Linked DNA regions of Homo sapiens: region 1 is linked to region 2. The links are chromatin loops, found by intact Hi-C in ENCODE. Cell type or tissue: Caco-2. All regions are shown on one strand. Links, peaks and the distances in the headings refer to the core of each region. The heading gives the core; the rest is flanking DNA.

Evidence for each region. Hi-C counts contacts between places; a loop is a spot of excess contacts. Peaks named below come from ENCODE experiments on the same cell type or tissue, not always from the same donor. Only the 100,000 strongest peaks of a DNase experiment are listed, where the experiment ranks them.
Region 1: it touches region 2 in a loop (7-fold over the local background); 4 of 110 quality-filtered maps call a loop at or near these places.

What each region holds. Positions count from the first base shown.
Region 1 is chrX:3,027,853-3,040,652 of GRCh38, reverse strand. ARSH (arylsulfatase family member H) reads right to left here. Exons shown (of 9, transcript NM_001011719.2): 8 at 11,285-11,406; 9 at 6,542-7,635. The coding sequence ends at 7,268. It also overlaps a transcript of ARSF not described here. Among named protein-coding and RNA genes, the nearest start is that of ARSF, 7.2 kb to the left of the region's middle. In Caco-2, for the core only: a CTCF peak has its summit at 4,722 (motif pointing left); a DNase peak (open chromatin) is centred at 4,732.
Region 2 is chrX:3,544,587-3,557,386 of GRCh38, reverse strand. No RefSeq gene overlaps it. Among named protein-coding and RNA genes, the nearest start is that of SNORA48B, 19 kb to the right of the region's middle. RefSeq lists an enhancer at 3,804-4,755. In Caco-2, for the core only: no CTCF peak of the experiment used is centred there; a DNase peak (open chromatin) is centred at 7,036; H3K4me3 peaks cover 619 bases.

The DNA.
Region 1 (12,800 bases), core at 1,571-9,570, 520 kb after region 2:
TTTTTGGCTAGGAGGAGCAAAACTCCCTTTCTTTTCCAAGCTGAGGAGGTCAGCCTCTCGTTTGGCAATTCAAAATTATGCCACAAAAGTGGCAGTTCAGTCTCTCACGCAAATGTACTCACAGGCCAATCGACATTAATTTGGGGGGAAAAGGGCAGTGGAGAAGACCATTTAGAATGCACCACCAAACCTAAAGTAGGATCCTATACAACAACTTCCTAGGAGAAAAATAAAAAGGAGGTAGAAAAACAGCTCAGAATGAACCAAGGACCATCAACCAAATGGAAGGTCCAGAGCTGCAGAGGACTCACCGGTTCCACTGGAGGAGAAACCTAAAGCCAGGGAGGGCTTCCAATGGCCCTGCGGGTAACTTAGCTCCGGGTTCGGGCAACTGCGTCAAGGATTCTGAGTCTTTTCTGAGGCCCCACGTGTAGGGCACCAATTAATGTCCATGAAAAGAGTCAAACTCTGTAAAATATTTGAAAAGAGTTATTCATTTAACCAATGGCTCACGACACAGCCCCAAGGAGGTCCTGAGAACAAGTGCCCAAGGTGGTTGGGTGACAGCTTGGCTTTATACAATTTACGGGGACAGGAGACATCAATCGACACATGTGAGATGTACATTGGCTTAGTCCAGAAAGGTGGGATTCCATTCAAAGTGAGGAACTTCCAGGTCGTAGGTGGATTCCAGGATTTTCTGATTAAAGACCTGTAATTAGTAGAAAGGAAATGTCTGGGTGAGGATAAGGCGTTGAGGAGACCAAAGTTTTTATTATGCACATGTAGCCCGCAGGTAGCAGGCTTCAGAGAAATCAGGTAGTAAATGTTTCTTATTAGACTTAAAATGGTGCCAGACTCTTGCTTAACCTTTCCTGGATCAGAAAAAATAATAATTTCACAGTGGAGAATTCCAACAGACACCACTTAATCCAGGTGATGAAATTTAACATCACCAGGACAGGACATACAGACATCATGCACTCCGTAACATGACACACTGAAAACTTACATCAATTCTGATGATTTTTTTGCCAAAAATGCATAACCTCAGTCTAATCATGAGAAAACACTGGACAAAACCAAACTGAAGGCTGGGCACAGTGGCTCAAGCCTGTAATTCCAGCACTTTGGGAGGCTGAGGCGGGCGGATCACCTGACATCAGGAGTTCGAGACCAGCCTGGCCAACAAGGTGAAACCCCGTCTCTACTAAAAATACAAAAACTAGCCGGGCGTGGTGGCAGGTGCCTCTACTCCCAGCAATTGTGGAGGCTGAGGCATGAGAATTGCTTGAACCTGGGAGGCAGAGGTTGCAGTGAGCCAAGATCGCACCACTGCACTCCGGCCTGAGGGATAAAGGAAGACTCTGTCTCAAAAAAAAAAAAAAAAACTGAAGAACAATCTATAAAATAATTGACCATTACTTAGATTGGATAGTGGAACAGAATCATATCAAATGCATCCATTTATTTTCAACATTTTGTTTGTTTTTAATTAAGCTGCCTCCTACACTACCGTATGTCCGGATTTTATGTTTATTTTCCCATTCAGAAAGCCTATCTTTTTTAAAGGAATTTTAATCCATCCATGTTTATTATGATCATGGTTATATTTGGATTGAGTCCTGCAGTTTCACTTTATATTATTTTCCCTTTTTTACACATATCAGATTTTCTGCTTCTTCGGTGTAATTCTTTCCCACCCACCTCTGATTGCATGAATCAGGTTTTCTTCAATCCACGCATTTCCCATTAAGGCTCTGAAACTTGTACACATCTTTTCTAGTTTTCTGGTGGTAACCACCTTTCACCTGTCAGCACACGTATTTAAGCTTATATTTTCTATCAAATATAAAGATAGTCATTACCTATGTCTTCTTCCCAGACGAAACAAAAACATGAACATATGCTCATTCTCTCTTTCTTCTCTGCTCTTTCAATTACCTCCCATGTGAAATGTTAATTCCAGATTATTTTCACAACTGTGCACTAACACATTCAGACTTTGTTTTATACATTTATTTATTCAGCACTGCTTCCTGTGTACTCTCTTCTTTTTATTATTATTATTAGTAGTAGTAGTAGTAGTATTTTGAGACAGGGTCTTGCTCTGTCACCCAGGCTGGAGTGCAGTAGTGTAGTCATAGCTCACTGCAGCTTCAATGTCCTGGGCTCAAGTGATCCTCCCACCTCAGCCTTCTGAGTAGCTGGGACTACAGGCATGTGCCACTCAGCAATTTTAAACAAATTTTTAGTAAACACTCAGCAATTTTAAACGAATTTTTAGTAAAGATGAGATTGCACTATGTTGTCCAGGCTGGTCTTGAACTCCTGGACCCAAGCGATCCTCCCACCTCAGCCTCCCAAAATGCTGTGGTTACAGGCATGAGCCACTGTGCTTGTCTACTCTCGCCTTTCTTGTATTACATTCCATTTTGCTGGAGTCAATCAACTAACTTTTTCCTCAAAGGTCTTTGAGGGATAACATTTTTGAGCATTTGCAAATTTGAAACCCTCTGTAAAGATCAAAAATGGCACATTCATTTTCTTCAGTCTCTCCATACCTCAGGTGATATGGTTTGACTGTGTCCCCATCCAAAGCTCATCTTCAACTGTAGCTCCCATAATTGCCACGTGTTGCAGGAGGAACCCAGTGAAAGATAATTGAATCATGGGGGTGGTTTCCACTGTTCTCATGGTAGTGAGTAAGCCTCATGAGATCTGATGGTTTTATAAGAGGTTTCACTTGGCTCTTTTTTCTCTCTTGCCTGCCACCATGTGAGATGTGCCTTTTGCCTCCTGCCATGATTGTGAGGCCTCCCCAGTGATGTGGAACTGTGAGTCCATTAAACCTCTTTCCTTTATAAATTACCCAGTCTTGGGTATGTCTTTATCAGCAGCACGAGACTAATACCTGAGGAATATGTTCTTCCTGGCAAACATGCAGGGCAGCAAACACAAAGACACTCTGGGGCTATTTCTTAAATCTCCCTCCTACTACCTTAACAATTCTCCAAAATAATGCTGTGAGTTTTGGAAAATATAATAATGAAGGAAGGGTTTGCTCCCATCACCTCGTTGCCAGCTCTCTGGCAAAACCACAGAAAATCTCTTCTCAGACACCTTCCAGAACTCACGTCTTTAAGGTTCATGGTAGGAGGCTTCCCATGTGGGAGCGTCCCTGATGAAGACTCTGTCTGTCCTTCACTCTCTCTCAATTCCCCCAGTCCTCTGAATATGTGCCTTTTCATGTCCCAGCATGGGATGATAGACAGATCAGGGCAGATGGTTTGAGTAAGACTCCTACTTCAGCTACCTCATGTTTCTTATACATTCATTTAACACCTCTTATTTTGTCAGCATTTTATTTTTATTTTTAATTGATAAATTTTATATATATTATATATAATATTTTATATATAACATTATATATAATATTTTATATATAACATTATATATAATATTTTATATATAATATTATATATAATATATTATATATATTATATATATTTTATATATAATATTATATATATTATATATATTTTATATATAATATTATATATATTATATATATTTTATATATAATATTATATATAATATTTTATATATATAATATATATATTATATATAATATTATATATAATATTTTATATATATAATATATATATATAATATATAATATTATATATAATATTTTATATATATAATATATATATATTATATATATTATATATAATATTATATATAATATATATAATATATATATATTATATATATTTTATATAATATTTTATATATAATATTATATATAATATTTTATATATATTATATATAATATTTTATATATAATATATATATAATATTTTATATAAAATATATAATATTATATATAATATATATTATATAATATTATATATATAATATTTTATATATAATATTATATATATTATATATATAATATTTTATATATAATATTATATATATTATATATAATATTTTATATAAAATATTATATATATTATATATATAGTACCATGGAATGCTTTGATATATGTTCACAATGTGGAATGATTACATCAGGCAAGTCAATAAATCTTTCCCCTCCCAGGAGCAATAAGCTTAGAGATCTATTGCACAGAATGGTGACCATAATAAGTAATAATGCATGGTATATTTTAATGACCACTTCTTCCTAATCTAAGTTCTGGGTTAAGAAAATTCAACCTCAGTCTTTCTTGTAATAAAATAAAATTACTGTCATCTTAAAGTGCTCGTTCCAGCCTCTTGTGTTTTCGCATATTTATCTATGTAATCTTTGCAGCAACTCTATGAAGCATTTGCTATTGTAGTCATTTTAAAGTTGAGACATTGCACTACAGAGAAGTTAAGTGACACTGATTTTTCCCTAGCCAATAATTAGAAAGAACTTGAAAAGCAGACATTCAGTTTTAGACTCTGCATGTTTCAGCACCATTTTTTATTTCTCTAAAAATGCTGAATTGTGGAGGACAGATTGGCTACTTTGACTGTCTGAAATGGACATGTCTGGTTGGTACCTATCTACCATCATATCCCCTGGATTAACATAAAGCAAACCGAGTCTTTTCCTCATGGCCATTTCCTTCTAATGGCTCAAGAAAACATCAATGACAAGTCTCTAGCAAGAACACCTGTGGCATGCTTGAACGCATTGACCGAGTAGTTGAGAAATGTTTTTCTAACGCCCTCTAGTGGCCCATTAGTGAAGTGGGGGCATAATTAATTGGTTCATTTAGGTCAAAGGTTCATTTACATTGCAGTGTGGCTGCAATGCAAAGAGGGATAAGAAATAGCAGAATGGGGGCGGGTGCGGTGGCTCACGACTGTAATCCCAGCACTTTGGGAGGCCGAGGCGGCTGGATCGCCTGAGGTCAGGAGTTCGAGACCAGCCTGGCCAACATAGAGAAACCCTGTCTCTACTTAAAAATACAAAAAATTAGCTGGGTGTGGTGGCGGGCGCCTGTAATCCCAGCTACTGGGGAGGCTGAGGAAGGAGAATCGCTTGAACCCAGGAGGCGGAGGTTGCAGTGAGCCGAGATCGCACCACTGCAGAATTGAATAAAGAGAAAATCATGGATTTGGGGTGATGTAGGACCTGCTAGCTGCCCCCCCCTCCACACACACACACACAAATTTGAGAACAGCATTAAAGACAAGTAATACAAGGGAGCTCTGAGTGAAATAAGTAATCTTCAAACTTCAAAAATTGCAAAAGATGTTGTTATTGCATTTGTTTGTTCGGTCTTTTTTTGGGGTTTTGTTTTGTTTTTGAGAAAAGATCTCCCACTGCACTCCAGCCTGGGCGACAGAGGGAAATTCCATCTCAAAAAAATAAAAATAAAAAATTAATTATGGTAAAATAACACATAACAAAATTTACCATTTTAAATCATGTTTAAGTGCACAGGCTGGTGATATTAAGAACATTCATTGTTGCTGGCACGGTGGCTCACGCCTATAATCCCAGCACTTTGGGAGGCTGATGCAGGTGGATGGCTTGAGGTCAGGAGTTCGAGACCAGCCTCGTCAACATGGTTAAATCCTGTCTCTACTAAAAATACAAAAATTAGCTGGTTGTAGTGGTGTGTGCCTGTAATCCCAGCTACTCAGGAGGCTGAGGCAGGAGAATCACTTGAACCCAGGAGGCAGAGGTTTCCGTGAGCTGAGATCGCCTCCACTGCACTCCAGCCTGGCTGACAGAGTGAGACTCTATCTCAAAATATAAAGTATAATAAAATAAAGAACATTCATTGTTGGCCACATGTGGTGGCTCACACCTGTAATCCCAGCACTTTGGGAGGCCAAGGCAGAAGGATTGCTTGAGCCCAGGAATGGTAAGAAGAAGAAGCAGAAGCAGACAGAGGACCAAACTGAGGACTAGCTAAAACATGGAAGCAGCATTCCATAAGACATGCCTAACAGCATGCCATGTCAGTTTACCATTGCCATGGCAACATCTGGGCATTACTGGCCTCTTCTATGGCAATGACCTGAGCACTCAGAAGTTACCACCCTTTTCCTAGAAATTTCTGCATAAACTGCCCATTAATCTGCATGCAATTAAAAGTGGGTATAAATATGACTGCAGCAGTGCCCTGAGCTCCTGTTCTCTGCAGGAGCGGTCACAGAACTGTGACACTACCTTCTCCATAAAGCTGTTGCTTCCACCACTGGCTTACTCTTGAATTATTTCCTGAGGGAAGCCAAGAACCCTCCCAGGCTAAGCCCCAATTTGGGGCTCACCTGCCCTGCATCCATCTGTAGATCTTTTCTTTGTCTTTTGTAGTCTGCAGTCACAAATGCTTCAAATTTTGGATTTATGTTTGTTTATCCTGCTTTGAATTACTTCCTATGTGTATTGCCAAATGCCTTTCTTCAATTAAATAATTGTTTTAGCCATGTTTCTTTATTTTTTCTTAAATGTTGACTCTTCTTTGCCATTTTTCTTATTTTGTGTTTAAGGAATCATGATTAACTGCAATTGATGATGCTTACAACAACATTTGTAATAATAACATTTATTGACTGCTTATTCTACACAAGGCAATTTCACATTAATTAATGCATGTAATCCTCATAGCTACTCTGTGAAGTAGACACTGGTTTTCCTTATTTTACACATGAAGAAACCAAATCACAGAGACATTTCCACGATGATATAGCTACGAGGAAGCAAAGTCAAGAACTTCAGCCCAGCATTTTTTCTCATAACCAGATGCGTATCGGACAGGAAGAGAAAAGAAGGAAAGAGAGAAAATCAAGAAGTCAAACTGACTATAACAGCACTACTTCAAGTTTTATGTGACCCTCTGCTTCATGAAAAAATTAAGTACTTATCATGATTTATTAGAAAGCTAGCATGCCTGGGTATAGAATCTGCAAGCAGAAGTTTCTAACTTATGACATTGGACCTGATGCTTCCATGAATTCTAGGAACAAAAGCTCTACAAGAATCTGCTGAAGTCACCTTGATTTGCTCTTTTCCTTGGGCAATGGCACAATTATATACTAGAAAAAAATTATACAACAAATGCTCCCCTCCAGGTTCACTGTTATATGGGCCCACTTTAATTTCACCGAGCTCTTGAAAGAACTGATTTCTGAGGATAAAACAATGGGTTGGGCCATCAGTTTTTATCCCAAATGGAATGAATCAGTCAGGTGAGCTCTGCTCCTATGACCATTGTAACAGTAAGTTTGTGGTGGGTAACACGTGGTCCGCATGGTCTCAGGGAGCCATGGGAAGGATGTCATCTTCCTTGTCACACCCACAGAAGGGGAAGGTCCCACAGCAAGGCTGCAGCCATGGTTTCCAAATTGTGTTGAACACAGAGAACTGCTGTGGGACAGGTGTTAGTGTCCTACGATGCTCTCTTATGGCTGCCTCCATCTTTTTGATCACGGAGTCAAATAATGGCTCATTGTCAGGGTTCAGTGGAAGGGCTTCTGAAGGGTCTCTTGAGATGTCAAAGAGGAGTGGTGGGTCGTGGTAGGTTACATCCCCCGAACATGAACATATTCCACTCCCATAGCAGGCACCTGTTCCTTCAGGGTAGAATTTAGGAGTCACATAATGAGCTTTCCACACAGTTGCACCTAAAAAACAAGTTGCATTATGTATGATACCATCTTTGTGGTGATTTTAGGACTCTTTTCGTTAAAGATGTTTTTCTCAAAAGCTTTTTCTAGTGATTGATAATACTCTTCTGCACAGCATTACACAGCAACAGTAGCATTTCTTCAACTCTAAGAACAATGCACAATTTCACTGCAAACTTGCAGACATTTTTAGAAATCTTGTCATGAGAATATTTGGAGATAATAATGATGACCCAGATGGGAATAGGGTAATTCTGGGAATACCAAATTAAAATTCTACCTCAATCTGATTAGGTACAAACAAAATTAAAAATGATCCAAGGCTAAATGCCACTTTCACATCTGAAATTGACAAAAGTAATTTGGCAAAGTTAATCATTCTTTATCCTTTTCTCCCTCCCTCTTCTGTCTCTCCCTCCCTCCTCTTCCCTTCCTCCCTCCCTCTTTCTCACTCTCTTCTTTCCTTCCTTTTTTCCTCCATTTCTGTTTTCTTCTTTTCTTTCTTTCCCTCCTTCCTTCTCTCCCTCCCTCGCTCCCTCCTTTCCTCCTTCCTTTACTTCCCTTCCTTCCCTTCCCTTCCCCTTCCTTCCTTCCTTCCTTTCCTTCCTTCCTTTCCTTCCTCCCTCCCTCCCTTCCTTTCTTCTTTCTTCTGATATGAAATGGTTACCAAATCTATTTTCAGAGATCAATTTTATTTTTCATTTTTTATTATTTACTTATTTATTTATTTTGAGGCAGGGTCTCACTCTGTCGCCCAGGCTGGAGTGCAGTGGCAACATCTCAGCTCACTGCAACCTCTGCCTCCTGGGTTCAAGTGATTCTCCCACCTCAGCCTCCCGAGTAGCTGGATTTACAGGCATGTGCCACCATGCCTGGCTGCAGAGATCAATTTTAGATAGAAAATATAAGCATTCCCCAGCCTCTGGTAAATGAGGATTATACCGAAGTCTACTGGTGGGGTCTTGCAGAGAAGCTGTGCTTTCCTACTAAAATAGGATCAAATCATCTAACTGGATTCTTTACCGCCTTTGGTTTTTTCCCTCCTTACTGCATGGAGTGCAGGTGTGATGCTTGGAGGAACTGCAGCCACTTTGCAACCATGAGGTGAGATGCACAAGAATGAAAGCTAGCATGTCAGAGGTGGCCAAGTAGAAAAAAAGAACCCTGGTCCCATGACCGTGGCACTGAGCACTGTGTCAGCCCCATGCTCCCAACTTCTGAAATTATGATGAGAAAAAATAATAACAAAAAATTCTACTGTATAATCCTCTATAGTTAAATTTGGGAGGCTTGTGCTGTTTACGGGGCTGTTTTATTTATCATTGATCATGTCCTGCACTCATATAGAATCTTAAAAACATAGATTTTTATTTACTTATTTTTGTTTTTTTAATTGTTTTATGTGGGACTATCCACATCAAAATGAAGATACATCACACCACAAGTGACTGATCCCATCAGAGAAAATTCCTCCTGCAAATAAAGTTAAATCCAACCAAGTAAGAATTCTGGAATTTCATGCAATGACTCCAAAAGACCTTTCTTTACAGGTCTAAGGCAAACGATGCTATTTGTTAATTTATATTTGTTTGCATGACTTCCATAGCACGAATGTGGGACAGAAACAATCACTAGGATGTTAGAAAGGAAGGAAGGTGGAGATAAGCAACCACCCGGCAGGTCATGTTGAAGAATTTACTCCTCGTTGCTAGAATAATTACTTCAGTCATCCCTAAGCTGTGGGTATTCATAGTCTCTCTTTCTCTCTTGTTCTCTCTCTCATGTATACATTCACACAAGCTAATGCATACTTACACACACACATTAATCATGTTGTCTTAATTTTCTGTATCCTATAATGTTTTGACTTTTTTTTTTTTTTGAGACAGTGTCTCACTTTGTTGCCCAGGCTGGAGTACAGTGGCACGATCATTGCCAACTGCAGCCTCAAACTTCCCACTCAGCCTCCTGAGTAGCTGGACTACAGTTGTATGCCACCATACCTGGCTAATTCTTTTTTTTTTCTTTGTAGGGACAGGGTCTTGCAATGTTGCCCAGGCTGATATCAAACTCCTGGGCTCAAATAATCCTCCTACCTTGGCCTCCTGAAGTGCTGAGATTACAACTGTGAGCCACTGTGCCAGGCTAGTATTTTGACAGCTTGAGGGGCCTCATAGACTTGGGGAAAGACTGCTCCTCCCAGGACTAGCTGATTCCTAAAAATAGCGATATGGTTTGGCTCTGTCCCCACCCTAATCTCACCTTGAGTTGTAATAATCCCCATATGTCAAGGGCAGAGCCAAGTGGAGATAATTGAATATGGGGGCAGTTTCTGCCATACTGTTCCCATGGTAAGGAATAAGTCTCACGAGATCTGATGGTTTTATAAGGCATTTCCCTTTTCGCTTGGCTCTCATTCTCTCTTGCTTTCCACCATGTAAGATGTGCCTTCCACCATGATTGTGAGGCCTCCCCAGCCATGTGGAACTGTGAGTCCATTAAACCACTTTTTCCTTTATAAATTACCCAGTCTTGAGTATGTCTTTATTAGCAACGTGAGAATGGACTAATACAAATAGTAACAACTCACTTAGGAACACACCCTACCTATGCAAGCATCCACCTCCTTTATCTAACTCTCACACAGTAAGCTGATATTTTCTCTGTCCTAAATCAACCCAGCACCGGGTACCAGGCAGCTAGGGGCAGTCTCTGTTGCTCCAAACTTACTGTAATTACTCAAACTACCAGTGTGAAGCTGTTCACCCTGCCCTGCCTGACCTTTCCCTTGGAAAGCCTAATAATAAAGGCTGTTGCTTGGGCTCCTCATTCCTTCCTGCCTCTGCTTCCAAGCCAAGCCCTGGTGCTTCCCACCGTGAACCTGTGTGGTAGGGCATATCCCCTTCTCTCGGGAAATCTAAGTCATGAAAATATTGCAATGGCATTGGTTTGTCTGTGTCAGCACTCACCTCCCTAAGTTAAAATGCTTTGAGTGGATCGGCTGTGGTGGGTCACACCTGTGGGAGGCCAAAGAGAGAGGATCACTTGAGCTCAGCAGTTCGAGACCAGCCTGGGCCACATAGTAAGATCTTGTCTCTATTTTATAAATATTTTAAAAATTTAAAATAAAACCCTTTGGGCACAAATCTCTCTCACAAACACATCTCTCTAAAATCCTACTGCAGGCCAGGCACGGTGGCTCACGCCTGTAATCCCAGCACTTTGGGAGGCTGAGGTGGGCAGATCGCCTGAGGTCAGGAGTTCGAGACCAGCCTGGCCAACATGGTGAAACCCCATCTCTACTAAAAATACAAAAATTAACTAGTCATGGTGGTAGGTGCCTGTAGTCCCAGTTACTCAGGAGGCTGAGGCAGGAGACTCACTTGAACCTGGGAGGTGGAGGTTGTGGTGAGCCGAGATTGCGCCACTGTACTCCAACCTGGGTGACAGAGTGAGACCCTATCTCAAAATAAAATAAAATAAAATAAAATCCTACTGCAGTGCACTGTTTATGTGGCTTTCTCAGCGAAAAAGAACCATCATAGCTGGGCAATATCTGCACATGGTGCAGCTTCCGCCAGGAGACGAAGGAGACCGGAACCGGGCCCTTATCGTCTTTCCACGTGTCCACAGCCTTCATACTTACAGTCCTTCTGATGCCACCTGACCGTGTGCAGATAGACCCCACAGTAGTGGAAGAGGAACTCGTGGTCGGAGTGGGACGCCCTTCCTTCCAGCAGGGGCATTAGGTTCTGGCCGTCAATCACTCTTGGGAGAGAAGGGGGTGTGTAGAAGGTGATGAGAGAGGCATGGTTCAGTCACGCATTTTATAGCAGAAGAAAGAGGAGGAGGAGGAGGAGGAGGAAAAGGAAGGGGAGGAAGAGAAGGAGGCGAAAGATAAAGAGGAAGAATTTCTTTTTTCTTTTTTTTTTTTTTTGAAATGGAGTCTTGCTCTGTCACCCAGGCTGGAGTGCAATGGTGCGATCTCTGCTCACTGCAACCTCCGCCTCCCGGGTTCAAGCAATTCTCCTGCCTCAGCTTCCCAAGTAGCTGGGATTACAGGCACACGCCACCATGCCCTGCTAATTTTTGTATTTTTAGTACAGACGGGGTTTCACCATGTTGGCCAGGCTGGTCTCGAACTCCTGACCTCATGATCCGCCTGCCTCGGCCTCCCAAAGTGCTAGGATTACAGGCGTGAGCCACGGCGCCTGGCGGAAGAAGGAATTCTTAAAACTTTCTCCTTTTCCCTCATTTTATAACAAAAAGAAAGAGAAACAAAACATTCATTTTCTGAGGTCATGGAAGAAGAGAACAGCTAGAACTATTATCCTGATACCTTGCAAGACAATATGAGTTACTGTTGTGGATTGGAAAAATTAAGCTATTTACGCCCTTTTGATTCCAATAAAACTTCACATTTAATGAATAGATATCACCCCACATACATGGAATTAAATCGTTAAAGCACAGGATGTATTTGTTCATTTTAAAGCTCATAGACAAAGCCAGGCCTGGTGGCTCGTGCCTGTAATCCCAGCACTTTGGGAGGCCGAGGTGGGTGGATCACGAGGTCAAGAGATCGAGACCATCCTGGCCAACATGCTGAAACCCCATCTCTACTAAAAATACAAAAATTAGCTGAGCATGGTGGCGCCCGCCTGTAGTCCCAGCTACTCAGGAGGCTGAGGCAGAAGAATCACTTGAACCCGGGACGCAGAGATTGCACTGAGCCGAGATCACACCACTGCATTCCAGCCTGGCTGACAGGACGAGACTCTGTCTCAAAAAAAATAAATTTAAATTAAATTAAAAATAAGCTCATAGACAAAGTGCAAACCAGAAAGAATAATATCATTTAGCACACATGCAATTACACATACGTGTTTTGTTTTCGTTTTTGTTTTTGTTTGAAACAGGGCATCACCCTGTCACCCAGGCTGGAGTGCAGTGACGAGATCTCGGCTCACTGCAATCTCTACCTCCTGGGTTCAAGCGATCCTCCCACCTCAGCCTCCCAGGTAGCTGGGATTACAGGCACGTGCCACCACACCAGACTGATTTTTGTATTTTTAGTAGAGATGGGGGTTTCACCATGTTGGCCAGGCTGGTCTCGAACTCCTGACTTCAAGTGATCCGCCAGCCTTGACCTCCCAAAGTGC
Region 2 (12,800 bases), core at 2,519-10,518:
ATTCTTGTCGTAAAATGGGCAAATGGTCTGAGGTGCCTGATGTCCAGGCATTCTTTTACACATCAGTCCCTTCCTAGTCTCTGTGCCCAGTGCAACTCATCCCAAATCTTCCTTCTTTCCCCTCCCACCTGTCCCCTCATTCCCAACCCCAAGCGTCGCCGAGTCTTTGTAATCTTCCTTTTCTACAGACCCATCTGACCTCTCCCCTCCTCACCACGCCAAGCTAGGTCCCGATTCTTCCTCAGCCTCCACTCCTCCACCCTATAATCTTTTTATCGCCTCCCCTCCTCACACCTGGTCCAGCTTACAGTTTCGTTCCGTGACTAGCCCTCCCCCACCTGCCCAGCAATTTACTCTTAAAAAGGTGGCTGGAGCCAAAGGCATAGTCAAGGTTAATGCTCCTTTTTCTTTATCCCAAATCAGAAGCGTTTAGGTTCTTTTTCATCAAATATAAAAACCCAGCCCAGTTCATGGCTCGTTCGGCAGCAACCCTGAGATGCTTTACAGCCCTAGACCCTAAAAGGTCAAAAGGCCATCTTATTCTCAATATATACATTTTATTACCCAATCTGCTCCCGACATTAAATAAAACTCCCAAAATTAGAATCTGGCCCTCAAACCCCACAACAGGACTTAATTAACCTCACCTTCAAGGTGTACAATAATAAAAAAAAAAGTTGCAATTCCTTGCCTCCACTGTGAAACAAACCCCAGCCACATCTCCAGCACACAAGAACTTCCAAACGCCTGAACCGCAGCGGCCAGGCATTCCTCCAGAACCTCCTCCCCCAGGAGCTTGCTACAAGTGCCAGAAATCTGGCCACCAGGCCAAGGAATGCCTGCAGCCCAGGATTCCTCCTAAGCCGTGTCCCATCTGTGCGGGACCCCACTGGAAATCGGACTGTTCAACTCACCTGGCAGCGACTCCCAGAGCCCCTGGAACTCTGGCCCAAGGCTCTCTGACTGACTCCTTCTCGGCTTAGCGGCTGAAGACTGACGCTGCCTGATCGCCTCAGAAGCCCCGTAGACCATCATGGACGCCGAGCTTCAGGTAACTCTCACAGTGGAAGGTAAGTCCGTCCCCTTCTTAATCAATATGGAGGCTACCCACTCCACATTACCTACTTTTCAAGGGCCTGTTTCCCTCGCCTCCATAACTGTTGTGGGTATTGACGGCCAGGCTTTTAAACCTCTTAAAACTCCCCCACTCTGGTGCCAACTTAGACAATACTCTTTTACGCACTCCTTTTTAGTTATCCCCACCTGCCCAGTTCCCTTATTAGGCCGAGATATTTTAACCAAATTATCTGCTTCCCTGACTATTCCTGGATTACACCTGCATCTCATTGCCGCCCTTCTTCCCAATCCAGAGCCTCCTTTGCGTCCTCCTCTTGTATCCCCCACCTTAACCCACAAGTATAAGATACCTCTACTCCCTCCTTGGCGACCGATCAAGCACGCCTTACCATCTCATTAAAACCTAGTCACCCTTACCCCGCTCAACGCCAATATCTCATCCCACACCATGCTTTAAAAGGATTAAAGCCTGTTATCACTCGCCTGCTACAGCATGGGCTTCTAAAACCTATAAACTCTCCTTACCATTCCCCCATTTTACCTGTCCTAAAACCAGACAAGCCTTACAAGTTAGTTCAGAATCTGCGCCTTATCAACCAAATGTTTTGCCTATCCACCCCGTGGTGCCAAACCCATATACTCTCCTATCCTCAATACCTCCCTCTACAACCCATTATTCTGTTCTGGATCTCAAACATGCTTTCTTTACTATTCCTTTGCACCCTTCATCCCAACCTCTCTTTGCCTTCACTTAGACTGACCCTGACACCCATTAGGCTCAGCAAATTACCTGGGCTGTACTGCCGCAAGGCTTCACAGACGGCCCCCATTACTTCAGTCAAGCCCAAATTTCATCCTCATCTGTTACCTATCTAGGCATAATTCTCATAAAAACACACGTGCTCTCCCTGCTGATCGTGTCCGATTAATCTCCCAAACCTCAATCCCTTACAAAACAACAACTCCTTTCCTTCCTAGGCATGGTTAGCGTGGTCAGAATTCTTACACAAGAGCCAGGACTGCACCCTGTAGCCTTTCTGTCCAAACAACTTGACCTTCCTGTTTTAGCCTAGCCATCATGTCTGCCTGCAGCAGCTGCCGCTGCTTTAATACTGTTAGAGGCCCTCAAAATCACAAACTATGCTCAACTCACTCTCTACACTTCTCATAACTTCCAAAATCTATTTTCTTCCTCATACCTGATGCATATACTTTCTGCTTCCCGGCTCCTTCAGCTGTACTCACTCTTTGTTGAGTCTCCCACAATTACCATTGTTCCTGGCCCGGACTTCAATCCGGCCTCCCACATTATTCCTGATACCACACCTGACCCCCATGACTGTATCTCTCTGATCCACCTGACATTCACCCCATTTCCCCAAATTTCCTTCTTTCCTGTTCCTCACCCTGATCACGCTTGATTTATTGATGGCGGTTCCACCAGGCCTAATCGCCACACACCAGCAAAGGCAGGCTATGCTATAGTACAAGCCACTAGCCCGCCTCTTAGAACCTCTCATTTCCTTTCCATCGTGGAAATCTATCCTCAAGGAAATAACTTCTCAGTGTTCCATCTGCTATTCTACTACTCCTCAGGGATTATTCAGGCCCCCTCCCTTCCCTACACATCAAGCTCCAGGATTTGCCCCCACCCAGGACTGGCAAATTAGCTTTACTCAACATGCCCTGAGTCACAAAAACTAAAATACCTCTTAATCTAGATAGACACTTTCACTGGATAGGTAGAGGCCTTTCCTACAGGGTCTGAGAAGGCCACCGCAGTCATTTCTTCCCTTCTGTCAGACATAATTCCTCAGTTTAGCCTTCCCACCTCTATACCGTCTGATAACAGACCAGCCTTTATTAGTCAAATCACCAAGCAGTTTTTCAGGCTCTTAGTATTCAGTGAAACCTTTATATCCCTTATAGTCCTCTATCTTCAAGAAAAGTAGAGCAGACTAAAGGTCTTTTAAAAACACACCTCACCAAGCTCAGCCACCAAAAAGGACTGGACAATACTTTTATCACTTTCCCTTCTCAGAAATCAGGCCTGTCCTCAGAATGCTACAGGGTACAGCCCATTTAAGCTCCTGTATAGACACTCCTTTTATTAGGCCCCAGTCTCATTCCAGACACCGGACCAACTTAGACTGTGCCCCCCAAAAAACTTGTCATCCCTACTATCTTCTGTCTAGTCATACTCCTATTCACCGTTCTCAACTACTCATACATGCCCTGCTCTTGTTTACACTGCCGGTTTACACTGTTTCTCCAAGCCATCACAGCTGATATCTCCTCGTGCTATCCCCAAACTGCCACTCTTAACTCTTGAAGTAAATAAATAATCTTTGCTGGCAGGACTATGCTGAATCTCCTTAGGCACTCTCTAATCAGATGTCCTAGGTCCTCCCAATTCTTAGACCTTTTATACCTGTTTTTCTCCTTCTTTTATTCCATTTAGTTTTTCAATTCATACAAAACCGTATCCAGGCCATCACCAATCATTCTATACGACAAATGTTTCTTCTAACATCCCCACGATATCACCCCTTACCACAAGACCTCCCTTCAGCTTAATCTCTCCCACTCTAGGTTCCCACGCCGCCCCTAATCCCGCTCGAAGCAGCCCTGAGAAACATCGTCCATTCTCTCTCCATACCACCCCCCAAAAATTTTCACTGCCCCAACACTTCAACACTATTTTATTTTTCTTATTAATATAAGAAGGCAGGAATGTCAGGCCTCTGAGCCCAGGCCAGGCCATCGCATCCCCTGTGACTTGCACATATACACCCAGATGGCCTGAAGTAACTGAAGATCCACAAAAGAAGTGAAAAGGCCCTGCCCCGCCTTAACTGATGACATTCCACCATGGTGATTTGTTCCTGCCCCAGCTTAACTGAGTGATTAACCCTGTGAATTTCCTTCTCCTGGCTCAGAAGCTCCCCCACTGAGCACCTTGTGACCCCCGCCCCTGCCCACCAGAGAACAGCCCCCTTTGACTGTAATTTTCCATTACCTTCCCAAATCCTATAAAACGGCCCCACCCCCATCTCCCTTCGCTGACTCTCTTTTCAGACTCAGCCCGCCTGCACCCAGGTGAAATAAACAGCCCTGTTGCTCACACAAAGCCTGTTTGGTGGTCTCTTCACATGGACGCGCATGAAAGAAATGTTCATCTCATCCAAAAACACCCACACAGTAACATCCAGGGTAACCTTTGACCACACGTCTGGGCACTGTGGATAAAATTCACCATCACACCAGCCCGGTGGATACATAAAATTCATCATCACGCCAGTCAAGTGGACGCATAAAATTCACCATCACACTAGCCAAGTGGACATATGAAATTCACCATCACACACTATGAGAAACTGAATCACAGATGGTAAGGAAATGAAGTCACAGGTCTATGTCAGTGGTTGTCAGTTGGGGTGATTCTGAACTCCATACCCAAACCCCAGGGGGCATTCAGCAATGTCTGCTTGTACTTTTGGTTAATACACCTGGGGAGAGTACTACTGGCATGTGGTGAGTAGAGGCCAGGGATGCTGCTTAACACCCTACAATGCACAGGCTGCTTCCCATAATAAAGAATTACTTGGTTCAAATATCAATAGTGCCAAGATTGGGAAACTCTGATATGCAATAATGACAAAAGTTATAACAGGTAACTTTATGACTAGTTAGACATTTAGAATGTTGTTGATTTTATGACTAGTTTAATCATAGTGTATTTTTTTAAAAGTAAGTATATATGTTTTATTTTATGAATATTATATATTTGCAATTGTATTTTGATACTTTTGCATGTTATTAAGTGACATCTCCTCCTAACTGTGTCTATGTATATATTGATCTCTCATCTATCCCATTCAGGAGGCTCCATCCTCATGACCTCATCACCTCCCAAGGGCCTCACCCCCTGACACCATCATCTTGGGGGTGAGGATTTCAGCATAGGAATTGTGGGAGACACAAGCATTCAGTTCATTGCACATGGTTGTACAGTTTTGTAAAATCCCCCAAAGTAAGATACATTCAAATTCATTTTCTGAAAGATGACTTCTGAAATTTTGTAAGCTTCAGCTCCCACAAAACCTGCATCTAATCCTAAATGCAAGGAGTGTATTCCTGGTTTTGATGGTGGTAGTTATGGCCACGGTTGTTTCTGACTTTCCAGTCAAGGAGATCCTGCGATGATCTGAGAAGCTAATGCACAGGATTCAGTGAGGAGTGAACTTGTTCATCTGTAGAATGTGGATGGCCTTTCTTTCCTTCTGGGAGCCAGCTCCCCTGTGGAGGAGAAATTCACCAAGTATCTTTTTTATTTTTAAATTTAATTTTATCTTCCTAATTTTATTTTTTTAGAGACAGGGTCTCATTCTGTCACCCAAGCTGGAGTGCATTTTTTATTATTTATTTTATTTTCCTAAGTTTATTTTTTTTAGAGACGGGGTTCTCACTCTGTCACCCAAGCTGGAGTGCATTGGTGCAGTCATAGCTCACTGCAGCCCCCACCTCCTGAGTTCAAGCGATCCTCTTACCTAAGCCCCCTGCGTAGCTGGGACTGCAGGTAGATACCACCAGGCTTGGCTAATTTTTAAAATATTTTTAGAGATAGGGTCTTGCTCTGTCGCCCAGGCTTGTCTCGAACTCCTAGGTTCAAGTAATCCTCCTACCTCAACTTCCCAAAGGGCTGGGATTAAAGATGTGAGCCACTGCTCCAGCCACGCCAAGTATACTTGTTCACCATTCTCCAATGCCCTTCATATCTGTATACATTTTATTTTGTTGGATCAACAGAAAGGATTTGGTTGAAATTCTTTGACTATACTCTGTGCAGGTATTGCAAATTTTGGTGACTATTACAGTGTCAGTTGCAGGCTAATTGTGATTTAGATTCAGAATTATGACAGATACAAAGTAGGAAGTTCATGACAGCATTCCTCTATTTGCAATTTTAAGCAAATTCTCCTTATTCTTATTTTTTGAAGGTCTAATATCTATTGGGATTTAAATTTGCAATGTGAGATAATGATGCCCTGTTTCCTAAAATACTATAAAAATAAGTTTTAGCCATATTTTCCATATTAAAAATTAAATTGCTGCCTAGCGAAGACCTCTGGAGCCAGGCTGGAGAATAACTGTGCTTATTGGCTGTCTGTTACAGTTTGCCCAGGACTTTTGTGGTTTTAAAGCTGAAGGTCCCACATCCTGGGGAAACCCTTAGCCCCAGGCAATTCTAGAAGTTTCCTCGCTGTCGTAGGAACCTATGTGTTATCCCATTCAGAGAGTCCTTGATTCAGACTGTGGTTGTCTAATTGTTGCAGGGCAGGTGAGCCCCCAAACTGGGGGCTTAGCTTGGGAGGGTTCTTGGCTTCACCCAGGAAAACATTTCAGGGTGAGCCCGTGGTGTTAGACAGCAACTTGCAGAGCAGTGGCGTGATCTCGGCTCACTGCAACCTCCACCTCCAGGGTTCAAGTGATTCTCCTGCCTCAGCCTCCTGGTAGCTGGGACTACAGGTGCACATGACCACACCTGGCTAATTTTTGTATTTTTAGTAGAGATGGGATTTCACCATGTTGACCAAGCTGGTCTCGAACTCCTGACCTCAAGTGATCCACCCACCTCAGCCTCCCAAAGTCCTGGGATTACAGGCGTGAGCCACCCCCACTTTCACTGAAGTGGCAGTGCACAGCAGCAGCAGCAGAGGTCCTGCTCCTGGCAGAGCAGGGCTACCCAATAGGCAGTGCGTCCAGAACAGCAGCTCAGAGGCAGTGCTGGAGTCATATGTATACCCACTTCTAATGGCATGCAAATTAAGGGGCAGATTATGCAGAGATTTCAAGAAAAAGAGTAGTAACTTCCATGTTCTTGGATCATTGCCACAGAAAGGGGCGGTAACTTCCAGGTGTTGCTATGGTAACAGTAAACTGACATGGCACTGGTGGGCGTGTCTTATGGAGAGGAGCTATTGCTATTGCCACTTCCCTATTTTAGCTAGTCTTCAGTGTGGTCCAAAGTCTAAGTCCCTGCCTCCGGAGTCAAGTTGGGTCTCCTACTTCATAATGAATGGCCTCTTAGGTGATGAAGATAAATCGATTGGTCTCTTTTTGTTTCACACGAATCCACCACATATTGACTGGGGAGTTTGGGATGAAGATTTAGACGACCCAACAGAGAAGTCCCCTCAAAAGCCCATGGGGCCACTCTTCTGAAGCTCCACTTCACCTGCTTCCGCACACCCCAGTCCTGCCTGATACTCAGCTTTTCTTTCTCTCGTGAATAGAGACACACGTTTTTCTCCCTTGACACCATGGAGGTTGGGATTCTGATAAGGATTAGAATGCTACAGATCAATCCTCTAGTACAGTCCTTCTCAAAGTGTGGACATTTAAGGCTGGGTGGATGATCCTCTGGGGTGGGGTGTCCTGTGCACTGCAGGGTGTTGAGCAGTGTCCCTGGGTTCCACCCACCAGATGCCCGGAGCACCAACCACCCCGGTTGCGACACCCAAAGCTATCTCCAGACATTGTCGAGTGTCCCTGGGGACATAGTTGCCTGTGTGGAGCACCGCAGGGTCAGATGAACACAGCAAGGACCACTGACAATGTGAGCATCTGTGTCACCCTCTGCTGTCACTCGCCGGAACCAGAAGGGACGATTTGCAGCCGGTACAGCTTTTTCCCATGCCGAGCTTCCTGCAGAGGCTGCTTCCCAACGCATTGGAAAGTCCCTGGCTCTCGGAGTGAGTCTCAGATCCTCCTGGCTTCATGGGTCCAGCAATTAAGTATTGCCACATACCTTTTCTTTTAGCTCTAAAAATTGTTTGTGGACCTGGGAATTAAAAAGAAAAGAAAAGTGGCGCTAAGCAGAAGAAGCCAGGAAAACCCTGCTCCATTGTTTTGCAGACGGAGACGAGAGAGAGAGAGAGAGAGAGAGAGAGAAAGCAATCCCGACGTTATGAGAATCGGCTGCACGACCATCCCATGCCTTTCAGGAAAACCAACACAAACGCCCCAGTGGAGACATTTTTAACCATTGTAAAATTTTCTAGAAATCTCAGGCATGACTGGTTCTTTTGTGGCTGGCGAATCATATTATACGTGGTGCTGGTGCATCTTGCAAAACGCTTAAAAGATAAGTGTACCACATAGATTTGAACATTGCGAATTGGAACATTTAAAAAAAATCCATGGTTGCTTAATTCTTGGAAACAGAAACAATTTAGTTTATACTCATTTGAACTGTAAACCTAGCTAGTCGTTTGTATACAGAATGTTTGCGGGTATTGCTGACTATGGCTTTGTGGATTATGAAACAGCTATAATAAATCAACAAGAAACCTTGGCAGATTTAGTTGTCTTCCTCCTTTATGCAGAGCTTTAAAAAATGTTTTATGTAATAGGTGCGTGAGATCTTTTCTGTTTAAACAGTCTGCACAAGAGGGCAGTGTATACCACTTAACAAGGTTTTCCCTGGGGACGTGGAAGTTTATTTGTGGTGGCAGAGAGGGAGGTTCAGTAGATTTTTCTTACTCCGCTATAGAAATAACTTCCCATAGAGAATTATGACTCTTATGTATCTATTATTATTGATATTTATTATGTATTTTATAGAATAAACATAATTCACCTCCACTTTTAGAAGATACAAGCTCTTTTCTTTCACTAACTCAGGAATCCAATAGTGAGACACAACTTTCCCTATGCCACATTTACTGTTTGGCTCAGATGAAAATATCAATTAGCCTTTAAAAAAGAAAAGAAAATGTCCTATGAATAAATATTCATGACAAGATGTCCATGCGAAGAGCTGATCATCAAAATACCTAGCACAGTTCATGAGGCTTTTTCCTCTAAAAAAGCATGAAATTCATCTTTTGAGGTACATTTGGCTTCCACCAATGTTGTTTTTGAGTGTTGACAAGCAAAAGTTAGATTTTTAGAGAAGGCTGGTGTTGTTGGTAGCAAAAGTAAAATCATAATGAAATTTTAAAAGATTTATTTCTTCAAGGCTTAGGTTCTTCATTTATTTATTTTTGAGACAGGGTCTCACTTTGTTGCCAGGCTGGAGTGCAGTGGCGCGAGCTCGGCTCACTGCAACCTCCGCCTCCCAGGTTCAAGTGATTCTCCTGCCCAATCTCCCCAGTAGCTGGGATTATAGGCACTCACCACCACACCCAGCTAATTTTTGTATTTTTAGTAGAGACAGGGTTTCACCATGTTGCCCAGGCTGGTCTCAAACTCCTGACCTCAAGTGATCCGCCTGCCTTGGCCTCCCAACGTGCTGGGATTACAGGTGTGAGCCACCACTCCTGGCCCCCAGGCTTAGGTTTAGTAAGCAAACAACAACTAAAAAAACAAGATAAAAAATGACATGGAAAGATAAGTTTATTTAGACAAGTCATTTAAAGCAAATCCGGGTTTAGAAGAAAATTTAGATTGCAAGTTTCCTGAGGGCAAAAAAAACCCTTCTTTTCATAGTTCTTTTTTATTTTTTATTTTATTTTTTATGAAAAAAATTAGAGATAGAGTCTTGCTATGTTGCCCAGGATGGTCTCGAACTGTTGGGCTCAAGCAATCCTCCTGCCTTGGCCTCCCAAAGTGCTAAGAGTACAGGTGTGAGCCACCACACCCAGCCTATGGTTCTTATATTTTATAAAGTATGTAATGTTTTCCTCATTTTTTGCATCTTTTCCTTTCTCCCTTCCTGTATCTTTTCTTCCTCAATATCACAATGAAAACATATTGTAAGGGCTGCATTGCCTGATGTATGAATTTCTAAACAGGGCACTTTGAACAAAGAGGATTATCTGTGGCATCAAAATTCAAGTCACCACTAGATCTTGTGATGGTCTAGTCCCATCGCATAAAGTGAAATCCTGCATTTCCAATCTAAAGCTTTCCAGTGCTTTCAGGTTGTGAAATTAAACAACTTGGGTACTTTTTAGATAGAAGCAAAATACAAATGGAAGTAGGGGGCTAAGGATTTCTCATATTTTTTGGTTTAAAAAATAATCTCCAGCCTGAGCAACGTAGTGAGACCCATCTCTAAATTTTTTTTTTTTAAATTAGCTGGGCATGGTGGCATGCGCCTGTGGTCCCAGCTACTTGGGAGGCTGAGGTAGAAGGATTGCTTGAGCCCAGGAGTTTGAGGCTGCAGTGAAGCTGTGATTGTGCAACAGAGTGAAACTCTCTCAAAAACAAACAACAGCAACAACAACATTTCAGTGACAATGATGGCCTTAGAGGCTGGGTACCTTAGAAATGATACATCTTCATGTGCATAGAAAGATCCCTTCCTTCCTTCCTTCCTTCCCTCCCTCCCTGCATCCCTCTTTTCCTTCCTACCTTCCTTCCTTCCTTCCTTCCCTCCCTCCCTGCCTCCCTCTTTTCCTTCCTTCCTTCCTTCCTTCCTTCCTTCCTTCCTTCCTTCCCTCCCTCCCTCCCTCTTTTCCTTCCTTCCTTCCTTCCTTTTACCTTTTCCTTTCCTTTTGGGGTCACACACTTAACAGCTAGTTTAATTTTGGAGGGTCTCAAGTTTGATCAGAAAAAGGCATGTTTATCCTTTAAAGAAGGCAACAAGAGTTTCTCTCTCTGTCTGACTTTACACCTCCACAATTTCACCAAGACAGAGATTTTTATTGGGTGAGCACATATACTTAAAAGAATTACTTGAGACAAAAATGAAGAACTTCATGGAGAGTTGAGGGTCTTGGAATGAGCAGAGTGACTCTTGGTGAACTCCACCTTTCCCATCTTCCAAAAAAAACCAAAAATCAATTCACTCTGAGATCTAATAATACCTCTGAATTGATCATCTACAGTAATCAAAGCATTCAGGCCATGAGAGCTGGTGTCTATGTTAGGGGTTCTGCATAGTAAACTGCAGTACACATTGAGAAAATATCATCGTCTCTAAACATTTGTTTCTCTGGGCTGATGAAAGAGTAAAGATGTCTGAAGAATAAAAAGGATGACTGTGTGGAAACATGCCCTGCCAACTTGATAAATTCACCAATGATCACAATTGAGTGTCTTATGTAATGAAAGTTGGCTCATTAAAGAATACCCATGTGCCCTCTGGGCATGCTTTGGATTGGCATCCACTTCTGTAAGCCAGGTTGTTTGAGAACAGATGAGTTAACTCTGCAACCAGAAGATTTAATGTGCGATTTTGCTCAGGGCTATTTCGCTGAGACACAGAAGATGGCAACAAGATCTATGCGATCTTTTGCCATGAGGGCAGCAAGTGGATGTGTCTCAGCAAATCTTTTAGAAGAATGCAGAACCATCTGACCAGGTTTCTGGAAATGTTCAGCTCCTCGTCCTGCCTGGAGAATCCCGTGTCTTGCAAGGCTGTTAGCAAGGAAGCACTCCCTCTCCTTGAGCTAAGGATGGCTTTTAGTGAAGGAAGGAAGGGAGGGAGGGAGGAATCTTTCTATGCACATGAAAATATATCCTTTCTAAGGTACCTAGCCTCTAAGGCCATCAGTGTCACTGCTTTTCGAAAACAAATAACATCACTGTCCAACTTATAAAACTCTTCTTCAATATAAATCTAGAACCTTCTGGAACATGTTGAGTGGAAAAGCCAAACAATGCAAATAAACTGACCACAAGCTCGTGCTTAAAATTGTAGTCCTCCTTTAAACATCAACATTGCTGTTCTTCCTTCTGGCTGCTGTGCTAGTTTTTTCAATTAGCAAACATGCTACTTATTATCTTTACTACTGTTGTTTTTCAGGAGAGAAGAGTTTAGGAAGAAATGTTGGTTTTTTTCAGATAAGGTACACAAAAGCTTATTTCACTAAAATTTAAAAGTGCATATTGAGTACATATATTTATATGTATATTTAAGTTTGCTATAAAAACATGAAAATGGTTATTTTAATTTTTTTATTTTTAATTTTTTCAGACGGAGTCTCACTCTGTCACCCAGGCTGGAGTGCAGTGGCATGATGATAGCTCACTGCAGCCTCGAACTCTGGGGCTCAAGCAATCCTCCCACCTCAGCCCCTCCTAAGTAGCTGGGACTACAGGTGTATGTCACCATGCCCAGCTAATTTTTAAATGTCTTTGTAGATACATGGTCTTGCTGTGTTGCCCAGGCTGATCTTGAGCTTTTGGCCTCCAACAATCCTCTCACCTTGACCTCTCAAAATGCTGGGATTATAGGCATGAACCATGGTGTCTCCTATCTTTTTTAATTTTTTTTTTCTTTTTTATTTTTAGACAGGGTCTTGCTCTGTCACCCAGGCTGGAGTGCAGTGGCTCGATCTCAGCTCACTGCAACCTCTGCCTTCCGGACCCAAGCGATCCTCCCACTTCAGCTTTCCAAGTATCTAGGACCACAGGTATGTGCCACCATGCCTGGCTAATTTTTTGTAGTTTTGGTAGAGATGGGGTTTCGCCATATTGCCCAGGCTGGTCTCGAACTCGTGACCTCAAGTGATCCACCTGCCTCGGCCTCCCAAAGTGCTGGGATTACAGGCCTGAGCCACCGTGCCTGGCCATGTGTCTCTTTTATAAGGGTGCTAATCCCATTTGTGAGTCTCCACCCTCATGACCTCATCACCTCCCAAAGGCCCCACCTTCCACCATCATCACCTTGAAGGTTAGGGCTTAACACATGAATTTCGGGAGGACACAGACATTCAAACCACAACACTAGGGTTGCCATAAGAAAGTGCCACCAACAAAGTGTCTGCAGA